2 separate regions of the Mus musculus genome follow, and region 2 is linked to region 1. A link is a contact called in ENCODE Hi-C data. All regions are on one chromosome and are shown on one strand. The core of a region is the stretch at or near the end of the contact, and the rest is flanking DNA. Distances in the headings are between cores, read along the strand shown.

Region 1 (5,451 bases), core at 2,674-5,173:
TGTATTTAAATTTTTTCATGTATATCTTCCTTGCTTCATAAAGCAGTGATGTATCTAATAAACAAGGAAATATTCTTAATTCTGCAAAAGAAACAAAAGAATTAGGGAGAAGACACTAGAGTAACATTGCCAAAGTACAGAAATTATTTTGTTGCTAGCTTAGTTAACAAATACTTCAGTAATGATGGATAAATACAGGCACTAAAGGTCTGAAGACTACAGGTATCTCCGATCCTATCTTTGCTGGATTTTTGTTCTGTTTTGTGTGGTATTAGAGTCAGGGTCCTTAACAAGTGGGCAATTTTGTGAAACCCTCCCATGCCCCAGGGGACATTTGGAAATGTCTAAGAGACATTTCTGATTGTCACAGCTTCGGGAAGAAGATTGCTACTGGCATCTTGTGGGGGAGGCCAGAGATAATGCCAAACATTCTAAAATGCACAGGACTGCCTACCACAACAAAGAATAATTTGGCTCAAAATGTCAACTGTGCAGAGGTTGAGAAACTCGCTCTATAAAATCTGGGTCAAAGAGGGTGAGAAAGAAAAGAAATTCAGGAACCATAACACATCAGAGTAGCATATTTTCGTAATCTTGAAAAATACCTGGAAATGCAATTATAAAATTATTCCTCCCCACCAAGTCGAGGAATGTTTACAAAATTGCAATTTCTTACTCATATGCAGCATATCTGCACGAGTGCTTTTGACTAGAGTCTTATGGTTGCTTGGCTAATAAATGCCTCTTTATCAGAACAGGCCAGGTAAAAATCCAGGCGGCTCATCTGAAAAGCTAGGCCAGAAGCCACACAAAGCAACTAAAGCTACAGGTGTGATGGCTAGTTAGAAAGAACTCCCATCCAATTCGACAACTTTATAGAGGGTATAATATGGAAAGTGACTCTAATGGCCATTTTCCATCTCTGAAAAAATGCTATGTCTGTAGAAGGTATATCATGACTTTATGATTTATAAACACAACAAGCTGGAACCCTGTGCCATCTCTATATTCCTTCATTTATTTTTAAATTTCAATAAATGAGGACCTGAAAAGTTAATAATAAACTGTTAAGATCTATTTGTATGCTGGGTTATAAGTGGGCTTTAGAAATAGAGAATGCTGGTTTTCTTCATAAGGAGCTTATAAACTATTATAAGTAGTTAGAGCATATGAATAGTCAATCTATGTAAATTTAGGGGCTGGGTTACTCTAATTAGGCAAGTGGGGTGATGAGATTTTTGACACATGGAAAAATCCACACTTGTGTTGGACCTTCTCAGTTGGTCCTAACATCTACTATCCATTTCCCCTATAAACATCCAAACCGTCCTGTTCCAGCAAATTAGCATACGGTGCTGACGTGTGGGAAGGCTGCTTCCTCTAGCTGTTCATTTAACTTCTGCTTTGTAACCTCAGGGTTAAAATCAATTCTGTGGGAGCATTAGTACTTCTGAACTTTCCAGTCTAATTTTTTTTTTAAGTATGAAGTTCCTTTCTCTCCAAAATTTACCAGCATACAAGGCACAACTTTAAAAAAAAATAAAAAAGTACCCAGAGGTGATGGCACACAACCTCTAATCTCAGCACTCAGGAGGCAGAGACAATACAGATCTCTGTGAGTTCGAAGCCAGCGTGGTCTACAGAGCAATTCCCAGAATAGCCCGAGCTGTTTGTTACACAGAGAAACCCTATCTCAAAAAACCAAAAACCAAAACAAAAGCAAAAGATAAAAAGAACTCGAGCCACGGCAGCTCTATTCACACTCCTAATCAAACGTGCACTATGGGTACCTAGTTTTTCTCTTAAGAACATACATGTAAGTATATATTTGCCATTTTTCTACAGTTCAAATGGTTCAAAATAGGCTATTGGCTCAAAACGAACCTCTGGGAAATGGGTTCTCATGAACTGAGACTGGAAAGGAAAACTGTCATTCCCAGCCTAAGTTTTAGTGGGATTCATAAGGATACGACCGTCCCTATCCTTTGGGGCCTTGGTGGCAAGTTCTTGCTTGGGAACCTCATTCTGATTCCACTTTAAGGTAAATATCTTGGGGTGCAAATACTGCATTATAGTCCCCTCAAGTGATTCCAGCCTTCCCCAGTGTTAATTTTTTTGATCAAGGAAAGTAATTCCTCCTGGCAGGCAACTAATCTGCCAGCAGTCCTGGGGTCTGCAGGCCCCCCGGGGAGCGCAGCCCAGATGGGGTGTCAGTTTTGTGTTCTTCCTCATTAACCCACCGGAGCTGTTTACGTCTGGCGTCGAAGGCCGGGCTTCTTGGGCGTCTGCTCCACAGTGCCAGCGTTCGGGGAACCGTCTGAAACATTTTCTTCTGTTCTGTTGGCCCTTTTGTTTTGCGAAGAAGAATCTAAGAGGGGGGCAAGGGGAAATTTTTAAGAGAACACACACAAACCATCTTTATTATCGACAACAATGGCTGACAGAAGTAGGCCCAAGGGATGAACAACCCACTCACTACCTCCACCCACGACCCCTGGACCCGTCATCCCCGGTAGCATCTAAGGACACAAAATAAGGTTGTTCCCACTAACACAAGGAGTATTCTACACCCCACGTCTCTTCCCCACCCCCATCCCCACCCCCACCCCCCCACCCCAGCCAAGGAGGAGGCAGTTGGTAAACATCCGAACTTTTGTCACGTATCTACAGCTGGCTAGAGGGGAGGAACTGTGATGCGTTCGGCTACGGAAGTTATCACATCTTACTATCTCCGGCTTCTGACTTCAAAATCATAAACAGGGCAAGCAGTCGGATAGGGGGTATGTCAAACCTAAGCTTCAAACAAGTTCGATTTCCCAGAGCTAAAGCAGAACACGCTGGAGAAAGCAAGTGAACAGGGTCTAGTAAAGGGGCGCTTACGGAGACAGACAGACAGACAGACATTTTAAGTTTTCCAAAGAGTCACTACCTTCTGCAGCAGGTCGCTTCCTCATCCCTGGACACTGCTCCGCTAACCCAGCCGGATTGTCTGACGAGTCAGGCATTTGGTCCACCAAATGCCGGTCCTCAGAGTTTGCCTGAGACCCAATTAAAGGCACCGCCTGGCGGCTCCCGCTGACATCCTGGCTCTCCTGCGCCAGCACCTTGCAGGCGCTCTTGGGGGGGCGCGGGGGCCTGTAGTAGAACTCGGGCAAGCTGCCCCTCTCCACCTCCTGCCACTCGTATCTGCCCTCCAGGGGCTTATGATTCTGAAAGTCGAAATTCCACTTGCGCTGACTCGCTTCTTCCATATCCCGGCAGTGCTTCTCCAAGTCCCGGGTTAGTTCTTCATGATTGACCGGGCCGAAGAGATTTCTGCAGGCGGAAGGCTTGGGGTGCTCCGCTTGTCTGGCGTCCATCCGCTCCAGGCTCGGGCTCCCGTTAGACACTCTCACGTTTGACATCTTCCTCCTCGGGCGGGTGTGGACCACCGCCTCGCCTCTCTCCGGAAAAAAAAAAATGAAATAAACAACAAAACCGAACAAAAGCGAAACGCCACGGATGGAGCGCAAAACCCTCTTCGAAGTTCTGCGACTGCACACAGACAGTCAAATGGAGCAGAGCCAGGCGAGCGACCGCCCGAGCCGCAGTAGCGCGCAGGTCTGGGGAAGAGAGGCGCAGGGACACCCCAGCCGCCGCGCAGCTCGAGGCTTCAGTGATCAAGTGTACTGGAGGGCGGGGAAGGGAGGGGAGGAGGCAGGAGGAGGTGGCAAACAGTCGGAGCGTAGGCTGGGGCGAGCCCGTGTGTCCCGCGAACGCAGCCCCTCTCCAAACCTTGCCGCCGCGCGAGTCTCGGAGCCGCGAGTGAGTCGGGACAAGGGATGAGGGGGGAAAACACCCCAAAAGCACGAGCCCCCCTCCTTTTTTAGTTGCCCAATATGGCGGTGGAAGGGAGGCTGACGAAGAAGAAGATGATTGACACTGCAAGTCTATTTAAACAGAGGAGGAGCTCCATTGGTCTCGGCGCCGGGAGCCGCTCCGCCCAGGCTGGCGAGCGCGCTCTTAAGGTGGCCCCGGGCGCGGCGCCGCCGCCTCTCCGCGCTCCCGAGCGCGCCGCCTCCCCGTAGCGCCGCCAGGACATTGGCTGGTCGCGTGACTACTCGGAGGTGTACGACTGCCAACAAACCTGCTCTGGCTGGCCCCGGAGAAATTAAAAATAAGACAAACAAACTAGCCAAACGGCCGGAGAGCTGGGGAGGGGCCAGCGCGGCGGCCAGGCAGGGACCCGGGGATCTAGGTCCCGGCGCTGCAGAGCTGCGCTGGCAGGCGCGTCACCGCTCCCGACTGCGACCTCCAGGTCTTTGCCCGCGAAACCTAGGGCCTGGACCAGTGGGCTCCTAGGTCGCTGGCGGCTTATTAGGAGCTTCGGTGGCTAGTTCAGCCCACCTGCATTCGCCGAGGTGGGAATGGAGGAGGGTATGCGAGAGATTCAGGAAACCTTGGCTCAGGGCCTGGGGCAGCCCACCCACCCCCACCCGGCAGGGTGCCTTAGCTGGGGTGCGGAATCGGCCGCTTAGCCTGACCCCAGAAGTCTCTGCTATGTAGGACAGGCCAGGAGGTGGTTTCAAAAAGAAGCCAGGACTGACCGCTCTTATCAGGGTGTTTCTGAATCCAAGCGCTTCCACCGTAGGATCTCGAGATTGAAAACCCCCAGTGCTCTCCCAAGCCTCTCTTTAGAGCCGTCCCAGACAGAAATCAGAAAAAGCCAGTTCTGATTTTCTTGGTTCCTAAGCACAGTGAAAGCCATTGCTATAGCGTGTGGGAACTCGCCTTTATACCCTTATGTTCTTTCCCGGGCGAAGCCGTTCCCTCCACCTGAGTCCAGACGCCAACTACAACAGTGCCTTCCTTCTCTTTTTTCTCCCACCAGCCTGTTGCTTCCAACCTACTCAGTACAATATTCAAATACAAGCAAATACTTTTAGAGAGCTGCAGGTTGTTAAAGGGCGAAAACACTTTCCTAAGGATCTAAGACTAGATTTGCAAGTGATTTATAATACCACCACCACGGTATTACCAACATCTAGTAATGTTGGGTGGGTTTTTTTCAGCTCCTTGGGCAACTTCACATTTCTCTATCACTGCTGAGCACAGTGACAGAAGTTAAAACAGAATAGCCAGGCCTGTCGTATCTCAGAGTTCAGTGAGATTTTAAGGGCTTTGCCCACTAGTATTCCCAAACAGTCTTGGTTTGCGCTAAACACAAAACATGTTACAGGAAATTAAATTTCTGGTTTAGTGTCCCAAAGAAGCATGGTTTTCCTATCTTCCTCTGGTGTAGGTGAGACTGAATATTGACTTGTTTTCTTAGCCACATCTTTGCCAGGATGTGTGTGTGTGTGTGTGTGTGTGTGTGTGCGCGCGCGCGCGCGCACGTGCACGTGTGTGTGTGTGTGTGTGTGTGTGTGTGTGTGTGTGTGTGTGTGCCTTGCCTCCTGCATTCAAAATGTA
Region 2 (5,431 bases), core at 2,343-4,842, 1.9 Mb before region 1:
GTTCAGATATTTAAAATCCTTGGTCTCTGGTCGGCAAAAATGGTTCTGGGAAGGGGGACTAGGTGTGACCTTGCTGGAAGTGTGTCTGTCACTCTGGGTTTTGAAACCTCAAAAGCCCATGCCAGGCCCACTCTGTGGATCGGATAGATGTAAGCTCTTGGCCACTGAGCCTTCAACATGCCTTCCTCCCTGCTCCCCATCATGCTGGTTATGGGCTCAGCCACTGTAAGCAAGCCCTGACTAATGCTTTCGTTTTAAGTTGCCTTGGTCATGGTGTTTCGGCAATGGAGAAGTAATCAGGACAGAATCCGAGACCAGTTCTGTCAAGCTTACGCACATCGCCTTAGCATTTGGCCTTGCCTCGGATGGATTTGCGGAGTTTGGATTTAGCATGCCAGTCAGTGCCAACTACGGCATGGGCTAAACCTTCTTTCCAGAAATGCAAAACTCAACAGACCAGTTCTTTGGGCTCCAAAGTCCAAACTGGCTCTGTAGGGAAACAAAGCCTGCCCAGACTCCCTGTTCCACTGAACTGTCTTCCTCTGCAGGGGAGTGTCAGCGTGCAAATAACACCAAGCACTGGAAATCTACCAACGTCTGACTTCAGGCCAGACTAAAAAATGCCTAGGCTCATGTATCAAACTTTAGCCCTTTAAATCAACCTCAAGAACTGTAAGGATCACAGGTTGAACTGATTTTGTACATTTCTGTCAATTTTCAACAGTTCTCAGAAGAGCAGTATTTGGAAAGATTCTAAGGATTTCTGGAGCATAGCGAAGGTTGGGTGTAAATGGGGACATATCTTCTATCTTGTTCATCTTGCTCTTCCAGTACCAAGGAAGACTTAAAGAATGAGAAAAAGACTGGGTTTGGTCTTCCCACTTTTGTCCTTTTATCTTCATGATGTTGGTAACCATCTTTCAGGTGTGTCATCTCTTCAGTAAACTAGACTCAATATCAAAACCAGCACTTGAAAACTAGATGTTTGAGTCTGCACTCATCGATACAGGGGGTGACTGCTATGTATTGGCTTGAAGTGATATCACAACTTATTCTAACAAGTGAGTCATATTTGAGACAATCCTCCTGTACAGCCCTGTCTGGGAACCTGTATCTCAGACTGGCCTTGAACTCAGCGTCTTCCTCGGTCTCCCAAGTTCTAGAATTAGGGTTCCAAACCACGCTTGGCTCCAGTGCTTTAAAATTTTGGCTGCTGGGAAAAGCTGTCCTACAGGTATGACAAAGGTCCTCTCCTTGTAAACTCTTAGTACCTGCAACCTGTACAACACAAGACCTGCTTTGTCATGGTCACCCCATGATTTATGGTCACTGGGGAAGGAAGGGACTCACAGGCCCCTTCCACTCACTGGCTCACCAGCCTACACTAGGATGGTCACCTTTCTGATCCTGTCAACAGTGCCCCACAGGGTGAGGCAATATTTGCTCCCACCTTACCTACTCACGCTTACCTATACTTAAGTCACAAGAGCAAACCCTTAGTCCTTGTCAACAGTACTTCTCAATGTGAGCACCTAATGCTAAGACATGGTTCTAAAATAACTTAGTCCCCCCAAAAATGTATTATGAAAGTTTACCTCCTGAAACCGCCCATAACACCATTGCAGTCTGTTCTCCTCAGGTGTCAGTGGGAGCAACCTGCCTCTTTATCAGAGGTACGACAAACCTTTATACATCGTTCAAGATGAGCACCAAGAATTCCAATGTCAATACAACAAACAGTAGAAAATCAAACACTGTCAAGACACAGATTTGTAATATATTCTTTATTTGTCCTTTTTGCTGTCTTCAGAAACCATGGGGGGGGGACCACGTGTTCGGGACAGTGAGACCTAGCTGGCCTCATTCACAGCTGTACCCTCAGTTACTAGCACGTGGTGTAGACGTCATACCAATACTGGGAATGAAATAAATTTCGAGGGGAAATACTGCAAATGAAGAGGAAGACTTGAACTCTGACTCCCCCCCGGGGGTGGAGGGGAAGAACCCAGAGTGAAACCTCCGTAGCATGGGATGTTTTGTGGCTCCTGCTAACAGAATGATGGTTACTGAGTGAGCAGGAAACGGAATGACCAAGGCAAGAATCGCATTTCCAGGGCCCTGGGGTTTGGCTCTCCGCGTTACGTTAACTCACACGACCCTTTCCTTCCTTGAGGCGCCATCACCCAACTCAACAGTTACGGAAAAGAAGAAACCTGATCCCAGGAAAGCTAACAGTCACCCCTAAAAAAAAAAAAAAAAAATCGGTTTTGCTTTTAAGTAAAATCAGGCTGATTCTCAGAATCAGTGCTGGATAAGAGGCTGCCATGCAGCTAAAACTCGAGGGGAGACAGAAACATATTTTGAGACACGGTCTAATGTAGTTCAGAAACGGCCACAAACTCGCTATCTAGCCACGAAAGGCGTTCTACTTCCCAAATGCAGGGATGAGGGGTAACACCACCGCAAGCACCAAGAGAAGATCATTTTAGGAGCTGCTAAACATACACTACTTAAGACCGAGGGCCCCGCTGTTACGCAACACCATCCAGAGCGCAAACTTCGTGACTCACTTCCGTATTGCACAAGTTACTTCATTATAAAGAATATTGAACACAAGTGTGCAATGTGAAGATGGCTGGCATTCAGATCACGAATACGTAACATCTATTAGCTTAAATACTACCATAAATAACTAGCACCCACCAAGGATCCCAAGTTCCTGTCTTTTCCAAATGGCTAGGGTACATATAGCTCAACCTTCCTATGTATGACAAGCGAGGCAACTTCTTGTTCACAGCTCGCAACACCTTCCCTACCACTTTTCCCTAAGACTGGGGAGTTAGGCAAAGCCAATTCCAGAGTAGCCTCTGGGCACTAGGTCCGCTTCTCCTGCCCACGGTGATGCGACGGGGCTCTCCCAATCCACCCGCTGGGTTCCTCCGGCTCGCACATGGCCACACAGGTGGCCTGCGTCACGCTCAAAGTTGGAACTCGTCCCCACCCAACACCCCCTCGGTCCCGCGACTACACAGCTCTCTAGATTACTCGCTTTTCACCGACTTTATTGGCTGCGGACTGTGGCGGGCGGGCTCTGCACCCGTCTGTCGGGTTCACTTGCTCTTCACCTTCTGGCTCTCCGTCTTCTTGGGCAGCAGCACGGCCTGGATATTGGGCAGGACGCCGCCCTGCGCGATGGTCACACGGCCCAGCAGCTTGTTGAGCTCCTCGTCGTTGCGGATGGCCAGCTGCAGGTGACGAGGGATGATGCGCGTCTTCTTGTTGTCCCTCGCCGCGTTGCCCGCCAGCTCCAGGATCTCGGCCGTCAGGTACTCCAGCACCGCCGCCAGGTACACGGGCGCTCCCGCGCCCACGCGCTCCGCGTAGTTGCCCTTCCGCAGCAGCCGGTGAACGCGGCCCACGGGGAACTGCAGGCCCGCGCGCGACGAGCGCGACTTGGCCTTGGCGCGCACCTTACCGCCCTGCTTGCCTCGCCCGGACATGCTCGACCCCGCGCCTGGAACTCCAACACCGGCTCGCTCAGTTCCGGGACGACGCGCGCCACCCCGGAACTGCCTCGCCAAACTGCAGCCGCTGCCGCCCGTGACAGGCAGGTACCGTACCCAATCAGCTCGCGGAAGCAGAGCCCCCGCCCATCCAGATGTCTCCCAATCAAAAGCTCAAATTTCTAGTCCTAATTTACATAGTTCACAGGCATCCTCAAACTTGTTGGGATTGGCTGCCAGGATGTAGTTAACTGGGTGGTTCGAGTCTGCAATCCCAGCACTAGGGTAGCCGATACAAGATTGCCCGGAGCCTAAGGTCAGCTGTAGATATTCCAAGATCCATACCAGCCTAATAAGGAAGGAACGGAGGGAGGGCAGCGAAAACGGGGAGTTAAGCAAAGCCATACTTGGTTCAAATCAGTAATCCTAGCTTTTGGAGGGAGAAAGAGCTGAAGTAGGAGGATTACCAATACAAAGACAGCCTGGGCTACTTTGTGCGTTATAGACCAAGCTAGGAAGTGAGACCTTATCTCAAAAAATAAAAATGATGGTGTTGGCATTTCTTCTAGGCTCCGCCCCACAGTTACCTGGCAGCAGCCAGGTGTGCCTGACCCACTGTAAAAGAAGCTGCTTGCCCCCCCCCACACACACACCCACACTTTTCTCTTGCTTTCTTACTCTCTTAGCCCTCTGTCCCTTCTCTCCCATTCCCCTACCCCTCTCTCCACGTGTTCATGGCCGGCCTCCACCCGCACACCCCCTCGGCCTTTTCTCTCTCTCTCTCTCTCTCTCGCTCTCGCTCTCGCTCTCGCTCTCTCTCTCTCTCTCGCTCTCGCTACTACCCCCTCAACTCACCTCATGCCCTAAATAAACTACTATACCGTCCTGTGGCTGGTACCTCAGCATGGGCCGCACCCCCTCTACCCCCTACGTGCACAATAACGCTCCTCCACCAAACGTCCCCGGCTTTTTTTTTTTTTTTTTAAATAAAATACAACAGTAAGCAGACTATGGTGTTCAGTGCCTATAAACCCAGCTGATGCAGGAGTATGGAGAACTTGAATTGAGCCTGGCCTAAGAGAGAAACTACCTGGAAACAATCAAAAACCGGAAGCCCAGAGAAGAGCACCTCTGTTCCCTCATACCATACTCATGGAAATTAGTCTCCAGTATAGCCAGGGGCGACTTTCAAATCTGACTATCTGACTCCAGGGTCTGTGCTTGTGAGTGCCACAGCAATTCCGGCTCAGCCATAGCTCCTTGGCTGAATTCTGCCCTCCTAGAACGAGCTTTCGTCATCTGCTCCTTGACACACCCACCTGGAGAGCTAGCTGCAAAAGAAGCTTTGTAGGTTTTCTATTTGTTTTAGTTTTTGAGACTTTTCTTCCTGTAGCCCTGGCAGCCGTGGAACTCACTATAAAAACCAGGCTGGCCTTCAACTCAGAGATCTGCCTGCCTCCCTAATGCTGGGATTAAAGTTGTGTGCAGCCACCAGCCTGGGACAAAAGCTGGTTCTTTGGCCTGTCCTACCTATACCACATGAGGCTGGTCTTTGGACACTGTTGCTGCTCCTGGGGACAGTCCCTTCCTTCTCAGGGCCTCGAGGCCATAGTCACAGACTAGGCAGGAATGCAGTCCTTGTGGATAGCATGGATGAATCTGATAGGATATTAACATTACGTGGCTCTGGGGCTGTGTATGAGCCGGAGAAGAACCACTGGATTCCAGAGGGGAGGACCCTTCGCCTCTGCCTGCCTGCCTGCTGGAGGTTGTCACTTGGTGCTCCATCGAGACTTTAGATTACTCTTAGGCCAAGACACTGGAAACAGAATCCCTCAACTTGTTCTTATGATTCATATGATAGGCCCTTGACATTTGAAACAAACTAAAGTGTTTTTCTTCCACTGTTTCACTCCGGTACTTCAGTT

Evidence for each region. A loop is a pair of places that touch in the nucleus more often than their neighbours do.
Region 2: a loop to region 1 is called in a map of T-helper 17 cell, with 7 times the contacts of the local background. The contact joins the promoter of H2aj here to the promoter of Cdkn1b in region 1. A Hi-C loop is called at or near these places in 3 of 37 maps with a recorded cell type or tissue (Patski and T-helper 17 cell).

The regions. Positions count from the first base shown.
Region 1 is chr6:134,918,873-134,924,323 of GRCm38, reverse strand. Cdkn1b (cyclin-dependent kinase inhibitor 1B) reads right to left here and starts at 3,923. Exons shown (of 3, transcript NM_009875.4): 1 at 2,930-3,923; 2 at 2,241-2,368; 3 at 1-81. The coding sequence starts at 3,404. The coding sequence ends at 2,250.
Region 2 is chr6:136,806,409-136,811,839 of GRCm38, reverse strand. It overlaps H2aj (H2J.A histone), which reads right to left and starts at 3,592. Exons shown (of 1, transcript NM_177688.4): 1 at 1,766-3,592. The coding sequence starts at 3,500. The coding sequence ends at 3,111.